Linked DNA regions of Homo sapiens: all the other regions are linked to region 3. The links are chromatin contacts, found by Hi-C or POLR2A ChIA-PET in ENCODE. All regions are on one chromosome and are shown on one strand. Each heading gives the region's core, a stretch centred on a gene start or an enhancer-like site at or near the end of the contact. The rest is flanking DNA. Distances are from core to core; before and after follow the strand shown.

What was found. Hi-C counts contacts between places; a loop is a spot of excess contacts on that map. ChIA-PET counts read pairs that join two places held with the same protein, here RNA polymerase II (POLR2A). Pooled maps may share reads with other maps.
Region 1: a pooled map shows a loop between it and region 3 (3-fold over the local background). The contact joins the enhancer-like site here to the promoter of TUBB6 in region 3. A Hi-C loop is called at or near these places in 1 of 50 pooled maps. POLR2A ChIA-PET finds 5 or more read pairs at or near these places in 2 of 52 experiments (K562 and PC-3).
Region 2: a loop to region 3 is called in a map of heart left ventricle, with 10 times the contacts of the local background. The contact joins the enhancer-like site here to the promoter of TUBB6 in region 3. A Hi-C loop is called at or near these places in 1 of 168 maps with a recorded cell type or tissue (heart left ventricle) and 3 of 50 pooled maps. POLR2A ChIA-PET finds 5 or more read pairs at or near these places in 4 of 52 experiments (H1, HEK293, activated T-cell and 1 more).

Annotation. Positions count from the first base shown.
Region 1 is chr18:11,881,641-11,884,605 of GRCh38, reverse strand. GNAL (G protein subunit alpha L) reads right to left here. Exons shown (of 12, transcript NM_182978.4): 12 at 1-2,965. MPPE1 (metallophosphoesterase 1) reads left to right here. Exons shown (of 11, transcript NM_023075.6): 11 at 1-1,984. The coding sequence ends at 161. Among named protein-coding and RNA genes, the nearest start is that of MPPE1, 25 kb to the left of the region's middle. Within about 2 kb of position 1,310, at least 3 of the 41 ENCODE cell types and tissues checked have a DNase peak (open chromatin) inside an H3K27ac peak, as active enhancers do.
Region 2 is chr18:12,677,730-12,680,625 of GRCh38, reverse strand. It overlaps CEP76 (centrosomal protein 76), which reads left to right. Exons shown (of 12, transcript NM_024899.4): 10 at 2,184-2,517. It also overlaps a transcript of PSMG2 not described here. Among named protein-coding and RNA genes, the nearest start is that of SPIRE1, 21 kb to the right of the region's middle. Within about 2 kb of position 1,254, at least 19 of the 41 ENCODE cell types and tissues checked have a DNase peak (open chromatin) inside an H3K27ac peak, as active enhancers do; they include heart left ventricle, where a contact is called at or near this core.
Region 3 is chr18:12,306,903-12,309,607 of GRCh38, reverse strand. It overlaps TUBB6 (tubulin beta 6 class V), which reads right to left and starts at 1,367. Exons shown (of 4, transcript NM_032525.3): 1 at 1,259-1,367; 2 at 813-921. The coding sequence starts at 1,315. RefSeq lists silencers at 832-1,181, 1,202-1,301, 1,392-1,881.

The sequences.
Region 1 (2,965 bases), core at 61-2,560, 420 kb after region 3:
ACACCCTCTCCAAGTGCTACCTCCCACGTGAGGATGTGGTTTTGATCATCTACTGTGGAGTGGTGGGCTTCCTTGTGGTCCTCACACTCACTCACTTTGGGCTTCTAGCCTCACCTTTTCTTTCTGGTTTGAACTTGCTCGGAAAGCGTAAGACAAGATGAAGAGCAGGCGCCATTATAAATATCAAAGCCCAAGAAATGGAACTTTGGGCAGAGATCATGTTAGAATCAAGTGGATGATGAGACCAATTACAGGCCGTCTCTCTGCACAGCACAGAAATTCTCAATCACTGAAATGAGTAACTGCAAAATAAATAGTTGATTGTACTGTTCTCATGCTATAAAAGTGGACAGGTACTCTACAACAAATCTGTTTTCTCATTTTTATCAAATATATGTATCATCAAAGGTTGCATCTGTACAGTATGTAAATGCTATTAATGTCGTCACTCACATGCACGACAGTCCTTGTTCCCCCAGGAAGGGCCTGGTGGCCCCAGCACACACTTGGGATTATGTGTATACATAAATAAATATTGGGCTGTTTCCCTCTTCCTGTGAAGTGGTTCTCAAATTCCTATGTACTGTAAAGCTGTACCCTTAAAAGTACAGATGTGGCCGGGCACAGTGGCTCACACCTGTAATCCCAGCACTTTGGGAGGCTGAGGCGGGTGGATCACTTGAGGTCAGGAGTTCAAGACCAGCCTGGCCAACATGGTGAAACCTCGTCTCCGCTAGAAATACAAAAATTAGCCAAGCATGGTAGCAAGTGCCTATAATACCAGCTGAGGCTGAGGCAGGAGAATCCCTTGAGCCCGGGAGGCGGAGGTTGCAGTGAGCCAAGATCATGCCACTGCACTCCAGCCTGGGCAACAGAGTGAGACTCCGTCTCAAAAAATATATTTAAAAAAAAAAAAGTACAGATGTGATGTGCAGAACATATTGTTTTCGTAGATTTTTATACTTGATCAATTAATGGAATCAGATTTTTAGATAAGTGTAATTTTCTCTATAGGAGACCACGTTGCTACATCTGTTAATGCCTGTCAGTGATCAAAAGAAACTTAAAAAGTGGAATGGGATATGGCTTTTGGTACCTGAAAATAAATGCTTTAATAATTGTAAGCCAGATAAAAGTTATTCTTTTTGTTTTTTTTCTTAACAGTCTGGCTGTTGTTTGAATTAAACTCTTAAACAGGATGTTTAGTTAGAGGGTAATTGTTGAGTAATGATGCATACAACAGCATACTTCCCTTTCTTGCTGGGGGTGCAGCTTTTCAGTTTTCTTGTTTTACTTTGACAGTGCAAGGGGAACTGAAAATAATTTCCATTGTATTATTTATCTTAGTTCAGCTGAGGGCTTTATGAGACAGTGGATGGGGAGGCAGTAAGACGGTGATGAGATAAAATGTGTGTGTTGCACTGACTGTCTATAAAGTTATCCTTTCTTCATGAAAAAGTAGCATTTAAATCTGGATGAGTTTATAAAGGATTACAAAATGCTGATTTATAGAGTAAACTTTAAAATATTAAAGACTAAAGACTAAAAGAAGAGTAATAATGAAGTAATGTAGGCTGTCACTTCTCTAGATTTGTATTGTTGAAAATTTAACTTTGGACATCTTTATAGATTATTATTTTAGACCTACAAAAACTACCCTCAACTCTGTGGCTACAGCTAGAATATGAAGCATCATTGCTACACCAGTTCTTACTTTCTAGATATTGTTGGTGTGTCATAATGTTTGAGGCTGTATTTGTAAGTCTTGCAAGTGTGAGAAAGAGCCGTATCTTTTGACTTTATACTTCAGATTAAGGTTTTGTAATGTTTCTTCTTCAAAAGGCAAGTGAAGCTGTCATCCTCATTCTCCTAGGCCAGACACAAACATTGACACGTCAAGGTTTTTTTTTTTTTTTTTTTTGGCCTGAGTCTCACTTTGATGTCCAGGCTGGAGTGCGATGGCACGACCTCGGCTCACTGCAATCTCCACCTCCCAGGTTCAAGAGATTCTCCTGCCTCAGCCTCTCGAGTAGCTGAGATTACAGGTGCCCGCCACCACGCCTGGCTAATTTTTGTATTTTTGGTAGAGACAGGGTTTCGCCATGTTAGCCAGGATGGTCTTGATCTCCTGGCCTCGTGATCCGCCTGCCTCGGCCTCCCAAAGTGCTGGGATTACAGGCGTGAGCCACCGCGCCTGGCCACATTTTGTTTTTCTCTTACTGTTTGCTTACTTGTATGACGTAGCCTGTGTCCAAAGTTTTGACTAAGGGAATGATGGACCTGTTCCCACTTGGGGAACTTGAAGAAGTGTTTCATTAGCAGACTAATGAGGAAACATATTGTCTAGAGAGAGAGAAAAAAATCCCTGGTTCCCTGAAAAGATTAGATTGCAATTTGTACCCCTGAATTGAGTTCAGGTTTTTACAGCTCAGAGAAGTAACAGCAGGTGGTTGCAACAGCTTGTGATGTTGGTACATTGTCGATAGAATGTGGATGATTAACGTGTATAACTTACAATTTTTTAAATCAGGGAGTATTTTATAAAGTGCCAACCTGATAAAATATCCTAAATTCTACAGCTACCATTCATTCCTTTTTTCAGAGTAAGCAGCAGGTAATGTTGACATTAAGCTCTTCAGCACAATACAAACACATTTCATGTACAGGTATAGATAGCCATGGTGAAGGCACAAAGATCTACAAGGATTTTTCTTTAGTAGTTATACAAAAGAATATTACATTTTGTGGTCTGTACAGTGTAATAAACCAGCAATAGGGACAACAACAAAGAGAATCTAAGAAAGAAGACTATGCCTAAGTATAGGGAAAGTTTAGAGAATCATTTTTAGACAGGACACATTTTGCAGTAGTGAATGTGGTAGGTTTTCTGCCTAAGAGGCTCAAAGTAGCTCTAATTCAAATGCCTGAGGCCAGCAGCGACTCTGAATGTGACTGTAAAAGGGTT
Region 2 (2,896 bases), core at 5-2,504, 370 kb before region 3:
GTTATAAGTTTTTTTTTTTTTTTTTTTTTGAGATGGAGTCTCGCTCTGTCGCCCAGGCTGGAGTGCACTGGCACAATCTCAGCTCACTGCAACCTCCACCTCCCAGGTTCAAGCCGATTCTCCTGTCTCAGCCTCCCAAGTAGCTGGGATTACAGGCATGTGCCACCGCACCTGGCTGATTTTTGTATTTTTAGTAGAGACAAGTTTTCACCATGTTAGCCAGGCTGGTCTCGAACTCCTGACCTTAGGTGATCCACCTACCTCAGCCTCCCAAAGTGCTGGGATTACAGGCGTGAGCCACTGTGTCCGGCTTAAGTTATAAGTATTTTAAATTATAAGGGTTTTTTGTCCATATTGATGGTACTTGAAGGTACGTGTTGATGATTTTAGTTAGAGCCTTTTCAGTGATTATGTAAAAAAGTACTTCAATTATGGCAGCCAAGTAAATGAACTCTAAGAAAACTTTTACCTCAAATATTCTTTACCAACATGATGTTGGTAAACAGTAAATTATGTTTACTAGTTTTGTATGATTAGCATATTTTTTTTTCAGTTTTCTCTTTTTTTTTTTTTGCAGTGTCTCATTCTGTTGCTCAGGCTGGAGTGCAGTGGCACAGTCACAGCCCACTGCAGCCTCCCCCTCCTGGGTTCTGGTGGTCCTCCTACCTCAGCCTCTTGCGTAGCTGGGACTGCAGGTGTGCACAGCCATGCCTAGCTAATTTTTTTGTAGGGATGAGCTTTTGCTGTGTTGTCTAGGCTGGTCTTGAACTCCTGGGCTCAAGCAGTCTACCTGCCACGGCCTTCCAAAGTGCTGAGATTATAGGCATGAGCCACCACACCTGGCTGGCATATGTTTTTTTCTGATGATCATACCTAAGTCTGAAAATAAGTTCAAGTTGTAAATGATGATTTCTTTTTAAAATTTGATGTGGTTACCATCTCCACGTTGGCAAATCCACTGGACACATTTTTTAAAGTACTTTAGCCTGTCATTAGATTTTGAAACAGCTGAGTACTTCTGTTGTAGGACTTCTTCCTTAGTTCAGCTAAGAGCTGAGTCCTTGTCACATGGCCACGAAAAATTAGGCTCGCAGGCAATTTGAAGGGGGAGAAAAATGGAATTTATTGAACAAAAAGGAAAAACACTGGGAAACGGACGCTCCACAAAGCCAGAGTGCCTGCTAGTGTGCTTCGTGCCTGCTAGTGTGCTTCCTGCCTGCTAGTGTGCTTCCTGCCTCGCAGATTGAATTCCAGCTTCCACTCAGGAAGAGGAGGGGCCAAGCTCCTCCCCACTGCAAATTGCTCGAACTTCTGTGGCTTCTCCCCAGTGTGCACTCCTCCCAGTGCACAGGCTGGTTGGAGTTTCTCTGGGGACCCCTTTCCACCTGGCTGTCTCACTTCTTTCTTCATGGAACATTCTCTTTCCTTAGCTTCTTTTTTATCATTGTCTTTCAATATTTATTATTCCTCTCTGGCTGTTCTTAGTTTTTCCTTCATCTTGTCTTTAAATGTGTGTGTTCTAGAGGCCCAGCCCTGGGCCCTCTTTTCATTCCCGAGTCCTCTTTCTCCCTGGTTGATAATCATGCCTAATAATGTTTTGGTTAGTTGTGCCTAAAAATGCATAACCAAATTATTTTAATTATGTTATCTGAGGCAAACTTTTTTTATTTTTATTTTTTTTTCTTGGAGATGGAGTTTCGCCCTTGTTGCTCAGGCTGGACGGCTCACTGCAGCCTCCGCCTCCCGGGTTCAAGCAATTCTCCTGGCTTAGCCTCCCGAGTAGCTGGGACTACAGGCACGTGCTCCCATGCCCAGCTAATTTTTGTATTTTTAGCAGAGACGGGGTTTCACCATGTTGGTCAGGTTAGTCTCGAACTCTTGACCTCAGGTGATCCCCCTGCCTCGGCCTCCCAAAGTGCTGGGACTACCGCATCCGGCCTTTGATCTTAACAGTATACATAGAATGTATTCTGTTGTTAACAGAGTTGGTTTCAATATTGTAAAGACGTACCATACAATTAATACAGAGTAATCAAATTGTGGAAATATAAAAAAGAAAAACAAGTATTAAACTGTAGTTCTGAGAAGTAGTTATGGCCTTAAGTGTTAGAATAATTTTCTCAGTAAGATGCTGCCTTTTTAATTTTTAAGTTCTCATATATAAAATTATTTAATTTTTTTAGGTACATCCATAAACCTACCAATCCTGATGAACCTCCAGTTGCTGAACAGCCCAAACCACTGTACCCATATCGAACAATTGGTTGTGTTTTCAACCATCAGATGTTCCTGGGAAATTGTCAACCCTCTGATGCAGTAGAAACCTGTGTATTTGATTTGAACGATGAATCCAAATGGAAACCCATGAGTGAGGAAGCAATTAAATCTGTGTGTGCTCCTGGAGCTACAACATCCCTTCCTCCCTTTCCACCTCTGTGTGCATCCACAATTGACGCGTCAGTAACAAGTAATGAAATTGAAATGCAGCTGAGGCTCCTGGTGTCAGAACACAGGAAGGTAATTCACACTGAAATAGTTGTAGTTTCATACTTCTTTTCATTTATGTATTTAACTGTTTTTTGGTGTGTGTGATAGTGCCAGTCACTATTCTAGCCCTGAACAAAACAACTACAGTCCCTACTATTATGAAGCTTATAATTTTGAAAGTCATGAGAGTTCAAGTTCTGAGACTCAAAAATCTTCAAATTAATTAATACTTATAGAATGAATTACTTCCTCCTAGAAATGAAGAATGGTGAACTTGTTCACATCCCTTAGAGTCAAGATTTTTGCTGAATACCACTATTTGGATTTTGTCTTTGTGAAATGCTTATTCACATATTTGCCCCTTAAAAAATCCTGGGTTAGGCTGGGCTTGATGGCTCATGCCTATAAC
Region 3 (2,705 bases), core at 118-2,617:
TGATGTTCCCAGCCTTTTGTCATTGCTGCGTAAATGAATAAAACTCCACTCGTTGCTGAGAACTGCCTGGAGTTTCAGCTTCCAGGGAGGTTAAAGTCTTTTTAGAGGTCTGCAAGGGACCAGAAAAGTCACTTAAGAGAGCGTTTCTCAAATTTTTAGCCAAGAATCCCCAATAAGAGATACGTTTTAAACTGGGGGGGGGGGGGGGGAAGCTTTGTTTTTCCCAAGGATCCTTGAGAAACGCTCTAATTTATTCTAACAGGGTCTCGCTCTGTCACCCAGGCTGGAGTGCAGTGGCGCGATCACAGCTCACTGCAGCCTCGACCTCCTGAGCTCAAGCCCTCAGTTAACTGGTACTACAGGGGTGGGCCACCAAGCCCGGCTAATTTTAAAATTGTTGTAGAGATCGGGGCGGGAGGGGGGCGGGGGGTGGTCTCCTATGCTGCCCAGGCTGGTCCTGAACTCCTGGCCCCAAATGATCCTCCAGTCTCGGCCTCCCAAAGCGCTGGGATTAGAGGCTTGAGCCACCGCGCCCGGCTAGACAGAGAAGGCTGGGCAGGAACCGCTACGTTGATTTCACAACGCTAACGGGTGGTCCCGTTCAAGCGCTCAGACCCTCAGGATAGGCTGAATCGAGCTGTTTGAATAAACTGACGGCGGATTTCCCGCCCCGGAGGAGCGAAGGGAGTGGCCGGGCATCCTGCTACACCCCGAGAGAACTTTTCCCGAAGCAAACTCGCCGCGCTAAGAGGCGGCGCCGGAGCGTCCACGCGGGTCCCGGCCGGGCAGGGCGCGGCGGCCTTGCTACTCACACGATGACTCATTGTAGTAGACGTTGATTCTCTCCAGCTGCAGCGCCGAGTCTCCCACGTAGCCTCCGGCCGGGTCGATGCCGTGCTCATCGCTGATCACTTCCCAAAACTTGGGCAGGGCAAGGCGGGGGGACAGACGCTCAGAACCCAGAGCCCGGGACGCCGCCACCCGCGCCCACCCCAGGCGCCCCGGCGGCCGAATTCCAGGCGCGCCTGAGCCGCCGGCAGCCGCTCCCAGTTGGGATGGGGGTGGGGAGCGAAGAGTAGAAGGTCCCCGGCCGGCCACGCCCCGGGCGCTCCCTCCCTGCGGCCCTCGCGGGTCCGCACCGGGCTCCGAGGACCCAGGGGCGCACAGCGGGTGCGCGCCCCGGCGGGGGTCGCGCCGGGAGACCCGGGGCCCGCCAGCAGCCGACCCGCGGAGAGGCCCTGCACCGCGCCAGGCCCACCTTGGTGCCGATCTGGTTCCCGCACTGGCCCGCCTGGATGTGCACGATCTCCCTCATGGCGGGCGCGGCTCTGCGCTAGGAACTGGCTCTGCGGACGACAGCGGCAACTGCGGGCCGGCTGCGCGCGTCCCGGGGCCGACCCTCCGCGCCCCCGCCCCCGCCCCGCCGCTCGCCAATGGCTGCGGGCCCCGCCCCGCCGCCCCCGCTCGACGCCGCGGCCCGGCCTGCAGCAGCCGAGGGAGGACGCGCGGGCGCCAGTCGGGGGACCCTTGCCGGGAGCCGGGCGGAAAAGGACGGGCCCGGAGCTGGCGGGGAGGAGACGGGAAGGAGCGCGGCGCCCGCCCCCACCACCGTTTCGCTGCCCCTTGTGGTGCCCCGCCAGAGGGAGACGCGAGTCGGGCCCTGGCGTCGGGGCAGCGGAGCCGACGTGGCCCGCGGGGTCCCAGCGCCGCGCCCGGGAGCATTGCAGCCGCCCGCGCCCAGTCCAGCCAAGCCGGGACACTGCCCTGGGGTTCGGCGGTGGAGCTTTTCAGGGTCTCTGCCCCCTGCCCCCCACCCCCCGGTCGCACCCCGGGCACACGTTCTTAGGGCCTCTTCGTCCTGGTGTTTCCGTCTCCGGAGATACAGAGGCCATTCCTCTCCGACGACTCCCACCCCTTTGGAACCGGGTTTAGCTAAAGTGACTACAGGGCTGGATCCGAAAATGAACACCTCCTGCGCCGGGTCTATGCAGCCTACTCCTCGCGCGTTAGCGAAGAAATGCGCTTCGGCCTGGGAGGGCGCGCCAGAGTCCGTCTTCCTGGCCAGTTTTGTGTGGTGGAAAGGAATGACTGCTGATGCCGGCCGGGTGACTTGGATTTTAATTCTAGCTGTTTTCAGTTAGCTCTGCGCTTCAGCGGACTCCTCTGTTAACGGAAAAGGTTATCCTAGGGGAGCCTTTCAGCCTCCAAAATGCGGGATGCTCTGGCCTCTGCAGTCAGAATGTGCATGCATCAGGGCTTTTGCGGAAGTTTCCTCACGTGAACGCTGCAGGCTGGGACCACCGGGGTAGCCTCTGCGTCCCCTCCCAGGCCCGTAGAAACGCCGCACATGAGGAAGCGACGATGTTCTGTAATTTGCACTGGCACTTTCTTTTTAGACAGATGAAAACTTTGGGAAATTCCTAATTGTGTGTGTGCATGTTTGTACGTTTGGAAGGGAGTGGAGAACTTTTAAAAGTTTTTCTTCTGGAGTTTTGCAAATGTTTCCAAATTGAGGAATTTTTTTTTTTAACCCTTGGGTCCCCGCCTCCCCACTGCTCTCTCCACCCCAGTGCTGCTCCTCGGCCTTCTTGTGGGTCCCCACACCTCTTTACACAGCCACACGCCCAGGGAGCAGATGAGGAGGCCACAGCCCAGCCCCTGCGCTCCCATTTCAAACTATGAGCCTGAGATTAATCAGCCACCTT